Linked DNA regions of Homo sapiens: region 1 is linked to region 2. Evidence: chromatin loops called from intact Hi-C (ENCODE). Cell type or tissue: natural killer cell. All regions are shown on one strand.

Region 1 (8,000 bases), 52 kb before region 2:
GCCTGGGTGACGGAGTGAGACTCTGTCTCAAAACAAAACAAAAACAAAAATGATCACTGCTATATGTGAATTTTACCAGTAGTCTATTTTTAACGACATGCCTCCCTATTCTTTTCCCTTCAAGGCCTTAGGTTCCAGAGCCTTACCAGGATGAGAGGGCTGATGGTGACAGTGGCAGTGACCGGAAGCTGGGAGCCCTTCCCAAAGCCCCTGGAGGGAACTCACCACTAGCACGAACCGCCAAGGCCCTGGGTGCCAGCCTAGTGCCCGCCCTAGGAGACTGACATGGAAGGCTTCTGGCTTCAGTCAAATGCCATCTCACTCATTTGCCTCTCCTTTCTTTCTTTTCCAGAATTAAAGCTCATAGGATGATTCATTCTCTTATTAAATCAGCTCATGAGAAAAAGGGAAGTCACCCGAGTTCCCATCCCTCTCTCCACCAAACATAAGCCACGCTGTGGCTCATTCCCCATATGCATTTAATAGAAATGCTACCACAAGGAAGAAATTCCACTAAGAACCCCACCCTTCACCTTTCCTTTCATGTCTCAAGAATTCACCATCCATGGCAGTTTTCTAAGTTTCTAAGGCTGCCAGGGGGAGAGGTGAGTTGGAATTTAAAGATAAGTTCCCAAATAAAATGGGATAGGAGGGGAAAGAGTCACGTGGCTCTTAAATCCACATACATGCAACCCTCAAAGCAGATAGTAAAAATCCACCCCAAAAAAAATCCTTCTCTATCTCTGCCAGATCTCCTCAGCTCTGCCCCACACTTAGAAACAGCTGTTTCCCCAGAACTCCAAAAAAAACTCTCATATATTCCATCCCTCATTGTTTCCAAGACTGTGATCTGTACACTTAATCTACCTCTAGGCTCAGTTTATCCCTCCCTGGGACTGTCAAACAAGAACAGTAACAGTCAAAGAATAAGAATCCTAACGCTACAATATTGTAAATACATCTATGGACTCAGCCTCCTGGCTTTGGAGCTCAGATCCTGCCTCCTCAGCTAACTAGCAGTGTGACCTTACGCAAGTTAACTTAACCTCTCTGTGCCTCGGTCTCCTCCTGCATAAAGTGATGATACTACTGTCTCATCTAGGATTGATTACATAAATTAATATTCCCAAGATGCTTAGAAAGCTTACTGGCATATGCAGTAAGCATGCAATAAATGTTAGTTATTATTATTTATTTTTTTATATATATATATTTTTTTTTTTTTTTTTGAGACGGAGCTTCGCTCTTGTTGCACAGGCTGGTGTGCAATGGTGCGATCTCGGCTCACTGCAACCTCTGCCTCCCAGGTTCAAGTGATTCTCCTGCCTCAGCCTCCTGCGTAGCTGGGATTACAGGCATGCGCCACCACGCCCGGCTAATTTTGTATTTTTAGTAGAGACAGGGTTTCTCCATATTGGTCAGGCTGGTCTCGAACTCCCGACCTCAGGTGATCTGCCCGCCTTGGCCTCCCAAAGTGCTGGGATTACAGGCGTGAGCCACTGCGCCTGGCCATTAGCCATTATTAGACTATTACAAGAATCTTGTGCCACAGAGATTATTCTTACCAGCTCTATTTAACATATGTAGTCAATAGCCATGTGTTGTTGTGGAGTATAATAATAGATTAGCCTCAAGAAAACTATAAATTAACAAACTAAGTGACCTGCTCAGAATGACACAGCCCACACATGGCAGAGCTAAGACTGGAACTCCAGTCATCAACTCCTTTGCACACTCACACATTTCACACTTTAACACACTGTCTCCTTCAGGCATGGAGATTTGAGAAGTCCCACGGATCAGCATCAAGAACAGATTTCAATCTCTACAGAGCGACAGTATCTCCAGGAATCTTTCAAGATTCACCAAACAAAATTCATTTCCATTCGTCTTCATATTCCACGAAAACACACCAAAGCTGCCTTAGGGAGAGGGTGTCGCCCCATCAGAGGTGTCAAGGACCATGCAAGGCCAGGGGTCACACTGGCCTCAACAATGTTTCAGACAAAAACGGCTCCCTTGGGAGGCTCCGAGGCTGTCATCGATTTGCTAAAGGTCAGTACGGATCATTTGGGAATGGATTTGTGTAGGCATGGCCTAAGACACATGGACTTCTGCCAAGCCTATATATTTTTTTCAAAACATCTGCACTGTCTTCACCCTTGATAAATAGCAGCCAGGCTACAGAAATATTTCCATTACGCACAAAAGCCTGCTTTGCCACCACAACTCATTGAAATGGATGTTTCCAACTTGAGAAGAACTCTTCAATGAAAACATCTAAAAACACCCCAATCTTCCAGCAGAGGCAACCAATCTAGCATTCAGGAAACCTTTAAACACTAGTAAATAATATTTGTGGAAACAAATTCTTTGGTAGACATATGCCCCCATGCCCAAAGTCTAACTATATCTAATAAATAGGTTAAGCCCATTTCTTCTAGCTGTATTATGAACATTCATGCAAAGACATCCGCATAAACATTTTTGTAAAGGTTTTCCCATATTTCCAGAATGTGGTGAAATCTCCTTATGGCCATGCTGAAAAGAATTGGAATAAAAAGAATTTAACATTGTAGCCCTGGCTTTACCACTAAGTAGCTGTGTGATTTCACAAAATGAAAATAATAACAATAACAGCAGCAGCTAACATTTAATGAGGACTTACAATATGCAAAACATTGTGCTAGGGGCTTAATAAGTATTTGGTAGTAATTAACAATCATTATGTAATATTTTGGCCGGGCGTGGTGGCTCATACCTATAATCCCAGCACTTTGGGAGGCTGAGGTGGGCGGATCAGTTGAGGTCAGGAGTTCAAGACCAGCCTGGCCAACATGGTGAAACACTGTCTCTACTAAAAATACAAAAATTAGCTGGGCATGGGGTAATGGAGGGCGCCTGTAATCCCAGCTACTCAGGAGGCTGAGACAGGAGAATTACTTGAACCCGGGCGGGTGGAGGCTGTGGGTGACAGAGCAAGACTCCACCTCAAAAATAAAAAATAAAAAAAAAACACCAAAAAACCATTTGGTAATATTATTACTCCCACTGTATGGATCAGGAAACTAAGACTCAGAGAGATTGAGTAACTTGCCCCAAGAACACAGCAGCAACTAGCAGAGGCTGGGATGAAGCACAGGCATTCTGATTCAGTATTCTTAATTACATACCATTGGTCTTTTCAAAGCACTTAACGACCCACAACCTCAGATTCCTCCAGGAGCCAACCAAGCAAGCAGTCTTCAGAATCCTTTCCAGCTGTAAAATTCAGTGATTCTCTCTTTTCAAAATAAAATGAATTTATAACTTTGAGAAATAAAATGTAATGATGCTCTAGTACTGCTGAGGGAAGGAAACATCTGTGTATGCCTCACCCAGAACCAGTCAGGGGAGGAAAACTGCTGATTTTCTAGGGTAATGATGTCCTGTGAACCAACCAGACTGGCCTCAAGCCGTCTCAGGAAAAATGACAGCTTGAAGTTCTCAAAGGATCCACCAACATGCAAAGGTCTGCAAGTTCGCAACTATCAGTTCTCAAACTTTAATTTGACTTTTTTTTTTTTAAAGGAAACTCATATGCAAGAAAATGCTGCACCGTAGAGGCTGATCTTAAGAATGCCAGTACAAGATGTATGTTGACTCTGTGGCATGCTCACACTTGCTTTCCTTTCAGGTGTACACCTGCTCAGGGAAAATCCACCCGGCCCAGGCAATCTGTTTTAAGACTTCCCTAGCTCGAGGCTCAGTGGTCCTGTAATTGGGTGGGGGTTTTGTCCTTTGCACATCTGATATCTTCATACGCTCCCTCCTGCTCATCATCACCAGCCCGGTCTCTGGACACACAAACACGCAAGTGCTGCCTTCCCCAACTCCATCTCGGACGCATCTTCTTCCTCTCTCTGCTCAACACAGGAGTTCCCTGTTCACACACCTTGCCATTGGCTGACACAGCCAATGGTGAAACTCCCCCAGCTGACCCTCCCTGGAGCTCACTAGCTCTCTCCCAGCTGTGGGTACAGCCTGAAACCGAAACTAATCTCAGACCAGAGCAAAGTGAAATCATTTCAGGAGCCTGATCACCCTACATGACCACAGAGAGGCTTCCCCTTAACAGAGCTCCAAATCCAGCTTGCTGGTCACCAGGAGAAAAAAAAAAAAAAAAAGCTTTGCAGTGCCCTCCTAACATCAAATACTTTCTTAATGAATAGGGAATCATGGGATTAGAGGAGGAAGCAAAAGTTCTTGCCGTCGTGTTTGCTGCTGCTACTTCTCTCTTATTTGCACAAGTCTATTTCAGTTCACCCCGTGAGCTAAAGTTCACCACCCGGTATTATTTTTAAACTCATTGTCCAGCATCCGTTCATATTTGGTTCACTCTTAATCAGATTATCTTCCAAGAGCAAGCTTTGTTCTCTTCTGAGATCCCTGTAACCATCTTGCTGTAATGTGGCTGAGACTGTTATACTACATGTTTTTCGTAAATTTGAAAAACGAAGCGTTTTACTTTTGTGCTCGAGCCAGGCACGGTGGCTCACACCTGTAATCCCAGTACTTTGGGAGGCTAAGGCGAGTGGATCTCTTGAGCTCAGGAGTTCGAGACCAGCCAGGCCAACATGGTGAAACTCCATCTTTACTAAAAACACAAAAAAATTAGCTGTTTGTGATGGCGTATGTCTGTAATCCCAGCTTCTCGGGAGGCTGAGACACAAGAATCATTTGAAACTGGGAGGCAGAGGTTGCAGTGAGCTGAGATCACACCACACTGCACTCCAGCCTGGGTGAAAGAGCAAGACCCTGTCTCATAAATAAATAAATAATAAAAAATAAAAACACTTTTGTGCTTGGAACAATACAAAAGAAAAAAAGCAAAAGCCATTATGACTGAACATAATGTCAGGCCTTGATGATCCTTCAAAGAAGTATAAATGTTGAGAAGGATCCTAAACTGTGTTTTCTCTTCTTACCCTTGCCCCCAGCATACTTGTGGGCAGCTTTCTTTGTGGCTAGGCAGTATTATGAAAAAAAGCCTACTGTCAGCTTAAGCAAAACAGAATAAGAAGGGTTAAGTGCACTGGCCTAACAAGGGTATGGTCAAAGAGAAATTAAGTCTTGGATTATCTGTTATTTACTCATTCATCCAACAAAGTTTACTGAGGGCCTCATATATATGCCTAAAACTCTTCTAGGTGCATCTAGGAGATAACCCACTAGCTCCAACTGAGAGTGCCATTCTCAGAAACACTGTGTGTATGGGGGCTGATGCTTTCTGTATTCCAATACCAAGACAAATGCTCCACTACTTCCAGGTTTCCTGAGCTCTCCTCACACGGCTTGGACTCCATCCCCGAGAGCTGTAGGTCCCTCCCAGTGAGCACCCCCGGGTGATGCTGACCAGGAACATTGCGGGCCAGGGTCACCTGGCCCAGAGCTGTTGGGCAGACTCTGTTTGTGCCTTGGCTCACTCATTCATGGATGAGCTGCTCAGTGTTATCGGGCATTCTTCAATCACTCCAACAGTCAAAGGAGGGGTTAGGCCAAATTTAAGTAATCTTCTAGCTCAAAAATTCCAGCTCCTTTTATCCTCCGATCACCGAGCTGACATGGACCTCTAGGGGCCTCTACTTCATCTTCCTGTCTCCAGATGAAACCTCTTAAACCACAAAGACAAATGAAACTTGTTCCCATTTCTGAAGACCTTCAGGGGAGGCCATTCCCCTCTGTGCCTATGAGTCACTTTTCTTACATCTCACATCCTATCTGGAATGTCTTCCTCATACCTTACTTGAATCCTCCCTCTGTAGTTTAAATTCATTTGCCTCTGGTTCTAAGTGCAGAGAGACAAGAGTGAATCACTGTGTTCTGAGCAATGACTCTTAAGGGACTTTTATGTCTTCTTCACCATGTTCACTGCAGGCATTACAAGAGGTGGCAGTGTTTCTCAGCTGTTAAAAACCACAAAGGCATCAGGAAAGCTGACCACACTGCCCAGTTCCTGCCTCACCCTGGCAAGGGTGCTACAGAATCCAGAAAACCTGACCCTTCTCTGAAACCCACACCGCTACTTAGCTCTACTCAGAGTTCACCAAGGGGGAGAACAATGTGCTCCCATGCCAGATCAAAAGCCCAGGAGGCAGCAGCCACTTTATCTTGTCCTCACTCAGCTCAAGCGGCCCCTCCTCCAGGAAGCCTTCCCTGCCCCAACTCCTCTTCTGGCTGGCAAAGTGCCCCCTTCCTCAGTGCTTTGTCTTATCGCAGCACTTGCCACAGAAACTGAAATTCCAGGCTAACATGTTTGTCTCCCTTACTAGACAGGAGGCATCTTGAAGGCAGGGGCCATGGCTTGATGACCTTTGTGCTCCAGGATGGGCCCCAGCAGAGTATCTGGCACTTGGCCAGTGGTTCTCAGCAGACTCTGTTAAGCTGAACCCTCCAGGCATGTTCCAACGATGCCTGGACATTGCACTGGCAGCCCTTCAAGCAGGACACAAATCCCACAACCCCCCCAGCTCCACCCTCCCCCACCACGACCACCCCCGAGCTCAGTAGGGGTGTCTCTGACATACTTTTTTTTTTTTTTTTTTTTTTTTTTGAGGTAGGGTCTTGCTCTGACACCCAGGCTGGAGTGCAGTGGTGCAATTTCAGCTCACTGCAACCTCGGCCTCCCAGGCTCAAGCGATCCTCCCACCTACGCCTCCTGAGTAGCTGGGACTACAGATACATGCCACCACGCCTAGCTAATTTTTGTAGAGATGAGGTTTCACCATGTTGCCCAGGCTGGTTTAGAACTCTTGAGCTCAAGTGATCTGCCAACCTCAGTCTCTCAAAGTGCTAGGATTACAGGCATGAACTACCACACCCAGCCCTGACAGTTTCTCTAAGGGTGTGGGCCTGCAGCCAGACTTCCTGAATTCAAATCCTGGCTCTGCCACTTTCTAGCCATGTGATCTTGGGCAAGTTATTTAAACTCTTGATGTCTCTTATGTCTCTATTTCTTCACCTGAAAAATTGGTATAATATCTCATAGGTCCTGTGAAGATTCAACGAGCTAATCCATGTGAAGTACTTGGAAAGGGTCCGACCCCTCTGTGAGTGCTGCAATGATTATTTCCCAAGCCTATCCCTTCACAGAAACCCTTGGCCCCCACAGCTTCCACTCTTTTCGTTTTTGAGACAGAGTCTCACTCTGTCACCCAGGCTGGAGTGTAGTGGCGCGATCTCGGCTCACTGCAACTTCTGCCTCCTGGGTTCAAGCGATTCTCCTGCCTCAGCTTCCCAAGTAGCTGGGACTACAGGCGCCTGCCGCCAAACCTGGATAATTTTTTTGTACTTTAGTAGAGACGGGGGTTTCACCATGTTGCCCAGGTTGGTCTTCAACTCCTGAGCTCAGGCAATCTGCCTGCCTCAGCCTGCTAAAGTGCTAGGATTACAGATATGAGCCACCGTGTCCAGCCTCTTTTTTATTTTTTTATTTATTTATTTTTTTTTTTTTGAGACAGAGTCTCGCTCTGTCGCCCAGGCTGGAGTGTAACGCTGTGATCTCTGCTCACTGAAACCTCCGCCTCCTGGGTTCAAGCTATTCTCCTGCCTCAGCCTCCTGGGTAGCTGAGATTACAGGCGCCCACCACCATGCCCGGCTAATTTTTGTATTTTTAGTAGAGACAGGGTTTCACCACGTTGGCCAGGCTGGTCTCGAACTCCTGACCTCAGGTGATCCGCCCGCCTCGGCCTCCCAAAGTGCTGGGATTACAGGCGTGAGCCACTGCACCCTGTGAGCTTGCACTCTTGACTGCCTATTGGGCCTGCCCCGATCTCCTGACTAGGTTCCCTTCCTCCAGGGAACTCTGCCCTGTTCCTCTGGACCAATGTTAGTATTAACTTTATGCCATTCAACCCTTCTCACTGGTTATGCCTCCTCACCCCTCCCCCAGCTTACAGGGCAAATTCTCCAAAGAAAAGGAAAAAGAGTTGGTTCCACAGCAGGGCTACAGATGCTGAGT
Region 2 (8,000 bases):
GTCACTGGGGATACTTCTAAGAATCTTCTCTACTGAAGAAACCAAGCCTTGCAAAGAAATAATTATAAAACAGTTACAGACATTTGTACAAAGTGCGTAACGAGCACTGGGAAAGGAAATTTTTAAAGGGCTATTTGCTCATTTGTTTTCATATAAGTGATAGTTTTGACACTGTAGATTACCAACTAGGGTTGCTGAATACAAAAACTGATACCTAAGAGATAGTATGTGTAGGCTAAGTGTAATGCAAACATTTTTATTGGAAACTGGAAGTTACCACACATTGGCTTTTAAAACTTAAAATTCCTAGAGTGGTTCATTTTTGTGGATCTGTTACTAATACAAATTTAAGTGTATACTCAGCTATCAACACAAATGCAGATGTTTTAAACATTTACCCTTTCACAGGTTCTTTTCTATGATTTTTTTGTGGGGCTGCTGTGTAGTTATTGAGTGGCTAGCCAGGCCCCAGCCACTGTGTGACCAGCTGTCCTCCTGTGGGGCCAGCCTCAATAGTAGGGGTCAAAAGAGGGCCAGGGCTTCTCTGAGAGAGCTGGCTGTGCACTGCACACTGGAAAGCCAAGGAGCTAGGCATCCCTCTTTCTTGCTGCCAGGCTCTGGAACATGGCCACTGTGACTAGATGTAGTCCTACTCTAGAACAACCCTCAGCACACAGGGTAAGAACATGGATCAAAGACAGCACCATGGGACACCCTGCTGGCATCTGGTAGATATTACAGGTGTTTCTCACTTGGGTCAGACTTTTCTCCCCGAGGCCTCCCAACTGGAAAAAGCAGGCTGGCTTTAAAAAGCAACGTGATAGTAAAACAAGAATTTCTCACCACAAGATCTGGATTCAAGTTCTGGGCCTGCCCCTTTAACATCTCTGGGCCTATTTCTTCAAACTGCAAAATGAAACTAAATACTACGTGAGAATTAAAATGAGCCACAGTATCAGGACTGGGCGCAGTGGCTCATATCTGTAATCCCAGCACTTTAGGAAGCCAAGGTGGGAGGCCTGCTTAAGCCCAGGAGTTCAAAAAGTCTGAGAAACAGAGCAAGACCCTGTCTCTACAAAAAATATAAAAAAGGTAGCAAGGGTATAAACCTTTGAGGTTACTATTCTAAGAATATGCATGATCTGACTAAAGAACACAGTGTCTCAGATTTAAGCTATGTGGCACACCTGCCTAAGATTTCAATAATGTATTTATTCACAAACATTTATTAAGGTGCAGGTACTAGCATTCTGGACATCTTAGAAGAAATGTCAAAAAGTTTAAAACATAAGACTTTGGGGAGCCGGGCGCGGTGGCTTATGCCTGTAATCCCAGCACTTTGGGAGGCCGAAGCGGGCAGATCACGAGGTCAGGAGTTTGAGACCAGCCTGGCCAACATAGTGAAACCCTGTCTCTACTAAAAATACAAAAAATTAGCTAGGTGTGGTGGCAGGTGCCTGTAATCCCTGCTACTTGGGAGGCTGAGGCAGGAGAATCGCTTGAACCCAGGAGGTGGAGGTTGCAGTGAGCCGAGACTGCGCCACTGCACTCCAGCCCAGGTGACAGTGCAAGACACTGTCTTAAAAAAAAAAAAAAAAAAAACAGCCTTTGCTCTCAGTTTACTATGTAGCTGAAGAAAACAAAGCATACACATTAAACTAGAGAACAGCTTAAGGGCAACATGTCCACCTGCACATATAGCACTTTTTAAAACATGAAGAAAAGCAAATAAGAAACAACGCAATTAGTTCAAGAATGCTTCAGTCATTAGGTGTGATCATGAAGGGGTGAGATTTTTAATGGCAAAAGGAATGGGGCTGCTTATGGGATTTATGATGTGGGGTGTTAAAATGTATGGATGCTGGGTCTCTTGGTTTTGAGAGAATTGTTTAAGCTAGCTGATCCTATAAACCTAAAGACCAGGGTCAGGGTCCTAAAGTTAATGCTTAAGACTCCCAACCCAAGGAATAATATACATGCTATCTAGTCTCTTCACAATACATCGTTATGTATTAATCTCTTTATGAATAGTTACCAACAACAAAAAAACAACCAAAATGATTCCATCCCAAAGAGAAATATGCAGGAATTCTCATTGAGGCAATACCACTAAATTCTGAGGCAACTTAAAGCTTCCTCTGTAAGAAGCTTAAAAGAGAATGACTGAAAAAGGATACCTAGGAGGCAACTATTTAGTCTTTTTGGAGACAATGTCATCAATTCTTGGTGATCTGTACTGAAAGTGTGCACAGCTTACATCAAAACCACTTACTTTGGTCTTACAATTGGTCTTACTTTGCAAGACCAATTCTGGGAGCAACATTTACTTATCCAATTATACTTGGACTTAGGCTAGCATTTAGATTAATTCAAATTTTCTGGCTTCACATCTGAGGAGTTATTAGTATTAAAATACCTTCTCCAATAATCCACCCAGTTAACGAATAGCTTGTGAAACAGACTTCTACAGTGCTTTGCTTTTAGGGAATACTAAATTCTTCCCATCTCGCCCATCAATATTAAAACTGTCAGCACTGCATTTAGCTCATTGGGAAATATAAATATATTCAGTTCCTGGGTCTGTAGAGTTAAAAAATACATGTATTTACCAAATCAACCAGGGTAGGGGAAGATGTGATTGAGAACAGGATAAATTGGAAAGGTAGAATATAACCCATTGTTAACTCATATTAAGGGAGTGACATGTTTTAAGGATCTGGAGTCACTGAAACCAGCTTTAACACTTCAGTAATATGAATTTGGGTACAGACAAAAATGCTGATATGGCAACTGGAGATGGGAAGACAAATCCAAACAGCATCTTGAAGAACTCTATTTGGCAAGTAAACACATCTCTAGGTTAATCTAAATCATAGATGCGGTGGCACCCTGAAGACACAGAACTTGACTATCACCTTGCTGCAAATTTACTATTTTTAGAGTACAAAGGAGCCATTTGAGTTTTCTTTGGAATGTGCTTGTTACACTGCGAACCAACATTTTACATTTCTAGCCTTAAGTTGTGGATGTCAGCCAGGTGCGCTGGCTCACACCTGTATTCCCAGCACTTTGGGAGGCCGAGGCGGGCGGATCACTTGAGATCAGAAGTTCAGAGACCAGCTGAGCCAACATAGTGAAACCCTGTCTCTATGAAAAATACAAAAATTAGCCAGGTGTGGTGATGGGCACCTGTAATACCAGCTACTTGGGAGGCAGGAGAATCGCTTGAACCCGGGAGGCGGAGGTTGCAGTGAGCCGAGATTGTGCCACTACACTCCAGCCTGGGTGACAGAGTGAGACCCTGTGTCAAAAACAAAGACAAAAAAAATGTGAATGTCACTCTTGGTGTTATTTTATAGTTCAAATTTCTACCACCGTTAAGGGTAGAAGACATTCACCCAGCACTTCCCAGTCCTATCTAAAGGTTATACCTTCCCTTTTGCTTGACTGATCCTATAATCTTATGTATTAAGCCTTAATAATTGTTGAAAGCTTATCCCAAAATGACATATAAAGACTCCTCCTCTAATACACAGCACCTGAGGGAACAATTCTACCATGGTTTTTCTTAGCACTTTACAATCTCCAGGTTTAGCACTTTTCTTTCTACAAGGAGAATTCTGAATTTTCATTTGCCTAATTTGTGGCTTCAGAGTGCATCTTCAAAAGTTATTTAAAAATTATCAAAGGGACACCAGAGCTAACATTTACAGGATTAAAGACAGGCTTCAATCTAGTTAGTGCCCTTTCAGCTGTCAATCCAATTTGCAGCAAGACTACTAGTTAACAGTAACTACCTTCTGTAGCTTTCCTTGCTACTTAGTGTTACCTTAGCAGGCAGGGAAATCTCTACTGTGTAAACTTGATTACTTTTCCCCCCACAAGAAGTCCACTTTGTCCACTTTTAGTGCTTTATTCTTTGAAACAGACTGATTTTCTAAAATTAACATTTTAAGGCCAGTTGTCCCACACCTGTCTTCTGGATGACTAAATCCCATCATATGGGCCTAAAAGGTTTAGTATTCTCAATGACAATTTATACTGTAAACAGGAGACAAGTTTGTGTCCTTTCCATTTTTTATAAAAGAAACCTGGGGAGAAAGCGGTGATGGGAATGACAGATACTAAAAGTGTTAAATTTTCAGTAATTTTCAGCTGTTAATATGGCATTAACTACTGTGTCTACTGACTTTTTGATCACAAGACAACCTGCTACTTAAGTGAGGCCTAGAAAATAGAAAACAGCTAAGCTGACACATAAGTAGGATTTTAAGACAAACTTTAAGAACCTCTTAGTAATACTGAGAAGATCATCACACCTGAAACTGTCACTCCATAAAAGCAAACTGCAGGTCTCTAAAAGCATATTCATTTCTTCTAGTTCATAACCAAATTGTTATGTCTAGTTTTCCCCAGCACACCTAACTCCTGTTCCCAATTCTCACATTCATGGCCTTATTATTCCATACCTGATGTACAAGGTAGGCAGAAAAACAAGCAGACTTATGTCTTCAGTATTTTCTTAGTCCCAGAACCTAGATTTGTTACAAAATGAGTGCCTGTAAGGTAAACTCTGAAAACCTAAATGGATGCAAAAGCTGAAAAGGGGAAGAATTTTACACAAAAGATGGGAAGACAAAGGTAAAGTTGCAAGAAAACTTACCCAAACCATCTAACTTTAGAGCTGATACAGAGGATCAAGGTAGTTAGCTGGTCTCTACTTTGTTCTATGTATCTATAATGGGGATTATTTCCTGCTTAATTTTGTGTTATAGCTCCCTCTAGTGGCTAAGTGATTTTCCCTAGCACTTACCAATGGAGAGCAGTACAGCATGTTGTAAAAAAACCAAACAAACAAACAAAAAAAATTAAGACCTATTTCTACAAGTTGTTTTTGTTCAAAGTGCATTTGGTGGAGATGAGTATAGCATCCTAGAGAAGCTGTTTCCACTATCTTCATGTCCACAGTTCTACCAATAGTTGGCACTTATAAGTTGTCTGGTAACAGAAGTCTGATGCTTTTTAACCCGATGCTTGAGTATCAAGCTGAACTAAGTGTTGTTTTGCTTACCTAAACAGTAAACTTCTTATGAAAAGTCATGAATGACTTTTCACCCCCTGAAATCCCAGCCTAGCACCTATTAAAATGTTGTAAATTACAAATGTTATATTTGCCTAAATTAACTTCTATATGACAGAGTCATTTATTCAATTTTTATTCTGTGCATTAATGAAGCACGGAGTGATTTTTATAATAATTAAAAAATCCTTCCTTTAATCACTACAAGCTCACAAGAACCCTCAGGGTTGTTAGGCATTAGCTTTCAAAGCTACCAAGAAGCACCGTGAAGGTCTCAATAACAGGAATAAGTACTGGTTTAAGTATACTATAATCTCTTGGGGTTTGTTTAAAGCAAGTTACTTTTGGCAGCATTACTATTCATTCAATAGACAATCACGATAGACATAATGAACAGATGTTTCCTGATAATCTCTTTACTTCATGCCAATCCCAGCTTTTCCTATAGGATCTAATTGGTCAATGTTCCTTTAAGTACTGATACAGAAACAATAACTCAAAAGAATGTTGTATTGTACACTCTAGGATGCCTGAGTATTTGCTTCAATGGGATATAATTGTTGAGTCCACTATTACAACAGAATGTAAAGAAATGTGGGCCATACCTTTTTTTCTTGTGGCTGCTTCAGCCTAAAAAGATGGGGGAACTTAAAATTCAATCAACAAAGGATTCACAATAACAGGTTTTTCAGTCAAGACACCCCAGTTACAGACAAAAGCATTAGGCCTGTGTATGCTAGTACAGTTCCTACAATCCCTTATATGAACTCTTTGGAGACAGACATATCTGGGATTCAGAGCTGTATGCACTTTATGAGGTACATATATACCCTGTATTACATAAAACCCTCAGCAAAGTCTGTGGCAACTGTGCAATGAATAATGAAGTTCAACAGGAAACAGTTTAGTCACACTAAGTGCAAAATGAAGGCAGCAATTCTGGTCAGGGTTCACATTTAATTAGCTCAACAACAGAAAATCTTTTGTTTTCGTAGTTTTTGGATTTCAAAAAATGGATAAGAGACTGTAATCTGTTTTCTGCGTTTGCAGTCTTCATACTGTGATGGAAATAATGGTTATGTTACAACAGAACTTCAGTCTAACAGTTTCTCATCTTTTAATACTATTTATGGTAAATACATATATATAACTTACTTGCAATTTAAATTACAAAATTCATATACAAAGTAAGCAAAAAGGCACACATAAGAAATCCACCTTGACCACAGAAATGTGAAAACACCAGCCCTAATGACCAAGACAATGTTTCAAAGACAACAAACACCAAGAAAAGTTGAGATTCTACAATAAATCATATTAAACGCAAGCACTATGATGCACAGACGTGAGCACTGAATATTTACTAAAGCATAAAACTTAGGAAAAATCATTTTACGGGGAATCTATTCATATTCCAAACAGCATTTTAAAAAACATTAAACTTAGCTTAGTTTTAAAAACAAAATTCAGACCCAAACAATCAAGAACCAGAAAATGGGTTTCTTACCTTTTGTTTCCAGTAGGATGTGGGCTGAACAGCAAGGTGGGTTATTCAATCTGATGTTATGAAAAGTAATTGCTTCTTAAAGAGACTTAAGTTTTTCCTTGGTTAGAAAATAATTATAGGCTCCCTAAAATATTCTAAGGGGACATAAATAGGGAGAAGAGGGGGAAATTCCAAGACAGCTTTTGTAGTTTCAAAAGGGTGTAACTTTCTTCTAATAATTGCCAATACGGATAGAGACCTAAAGGTCCATTTTCTGAGACTATAAATAGGAGCAGTCCATACTTCCCATCACAGCTTTTAGCTGTCTGGTCATCTTAACTACAAAACCTATGCCCCTTTACCTAAGTAAACATTAGATCCTCTCTAATCTTCAAATTCAGCCTGTATAACAAGGAATACTGTCTCATTTCAATGTGAGGTTAGAATTACTATAACTTTTAGTAGAGCACATCTTTCAACTTTAAACACTCAAACTTGAGTGAAGGCCATTTACATTTTTTGGTCATTTCCAAAACATTCAATGAACACAAATGAACCAAAGTTTACTTAAGTCTAGCTCACATTAACCTTCCAAAATTATCATTAATCATTTATTTTCCCTTTAATAATCTGATGAATTTTTAAAATGTTCTACACATAAAACTTCTTAGAATTTCAAGAATGTCATGTAAAATTATTCAAATTTTTAAACAGTAAATCTGCCTTTTGGCCATTACATTGAATTCTTAGATAAAAAGAGCTACATCCTTAAACTTACACTAAGTACTTAGTGAAATTCTGCATTCAACTTAACATCCCCTCTTCCCAACATTCCACAACGTTCATTAAAATCTACCGATTGGGGTGACCTTACACATTTCTTCCACTACCAAGATTTCTGGTTTTCCTTAGGTTTTTAATTGTCACCCAAATAATCACCTTAAATTCAACTTCCAACTATGATTAGCACCCAAGGGAAATGTTAAAGTCTATTTATTTTAGGTCCCCTCCCCCAACCTAAATAGTACCAAGGGGCTGTCAGTAGACAAATACAAGAAGTAGCAGGCTAAAAGTTTTTAACTGCTTTGGTAGAGAACACCAAAGTTTTTGGTACAAAATAATCTTATGGTTGGAGAAGGGCTTATAAGGCAAAATTCTAAATGCCCAGCTTTTTATTAACAATGATTCATCCAAAGAAGCAGTTAATCTTGTGCACTCTTCCCTTTCAAAAAAGAAATGAGACTTGGGTTAAAAGTTCTACAGGCTGAGCATGGTGGCTCACACCTGTAATCCTAACACTTTGGGAGGCCAAGGCAGGCAGATCACTTGAGGCCAGGAGTTTTGGGACCAGCCTGGGTAACACAGAGAAACCACATCTCTACTAAAAATACAAAATTAGCCGGGCAAGGGTGGCACACACTTGTAGTCTCAGCT

Evidence for each region. Hi-C counts contacts between places; a loop is a spot of excess contacts. Peaks named below come from ENCODE experiments on the same cell type or tissue, not always from the same donor. Only the 100,000 strongest peaks of a DNase experiment are listed, where the experiment ranks them.
Region 1: a loop joins it to region 2, with 4 times the contacts of the local background. A loop is called at or near these places in 64 of 110 quality-filtered maps.

What each region holds. Positions count from the first base shown.
Region 1 is chr17:57,942,999-57,950,998 of GRCh38, forward strand. All of the region lies in intron 1 of CUEDC1 (CUE domain containing 1), which reads right to left. Among named protein-coding and RNA genes, the nearest start is that of CUEDC1, 8.4 kb to the right of the region's middle. RefSeq lists an enhancer at 3,810-4,104 and silencers at 4,060-4,159, 5,750-6,044. In natural killer cell, no CTCF peak of the experiment used is centred here; DNase peaks (open chromatin) are centred at 3,613 and 4,023; H3K4me3 peaks cover 739 bases; H3K27ac peaks cover 418 bases.
Region 2 is chr17:57,994,902-58,002,901 of GRCh38, forward strand. SRSF1 (serine and arginine rich splicing factor 1) reads right to left here. Exons shown (of 4, transcript NM_006924.5): 4 at 6,018-8,000. Among named protein-coding and RNA genes, the nearest start is that of SRSF1, 8.3 kb to the right of the region's middle. RefSeq lists an enhancer at 774-823. In natural killer cell, CTCF peaks have their summits at 711, 4,791 (motif pointing left) and 4,994; DNase peaks (open chromatin) are centred at 710 and 4,780; H3K27ac peaks cover 412 bases.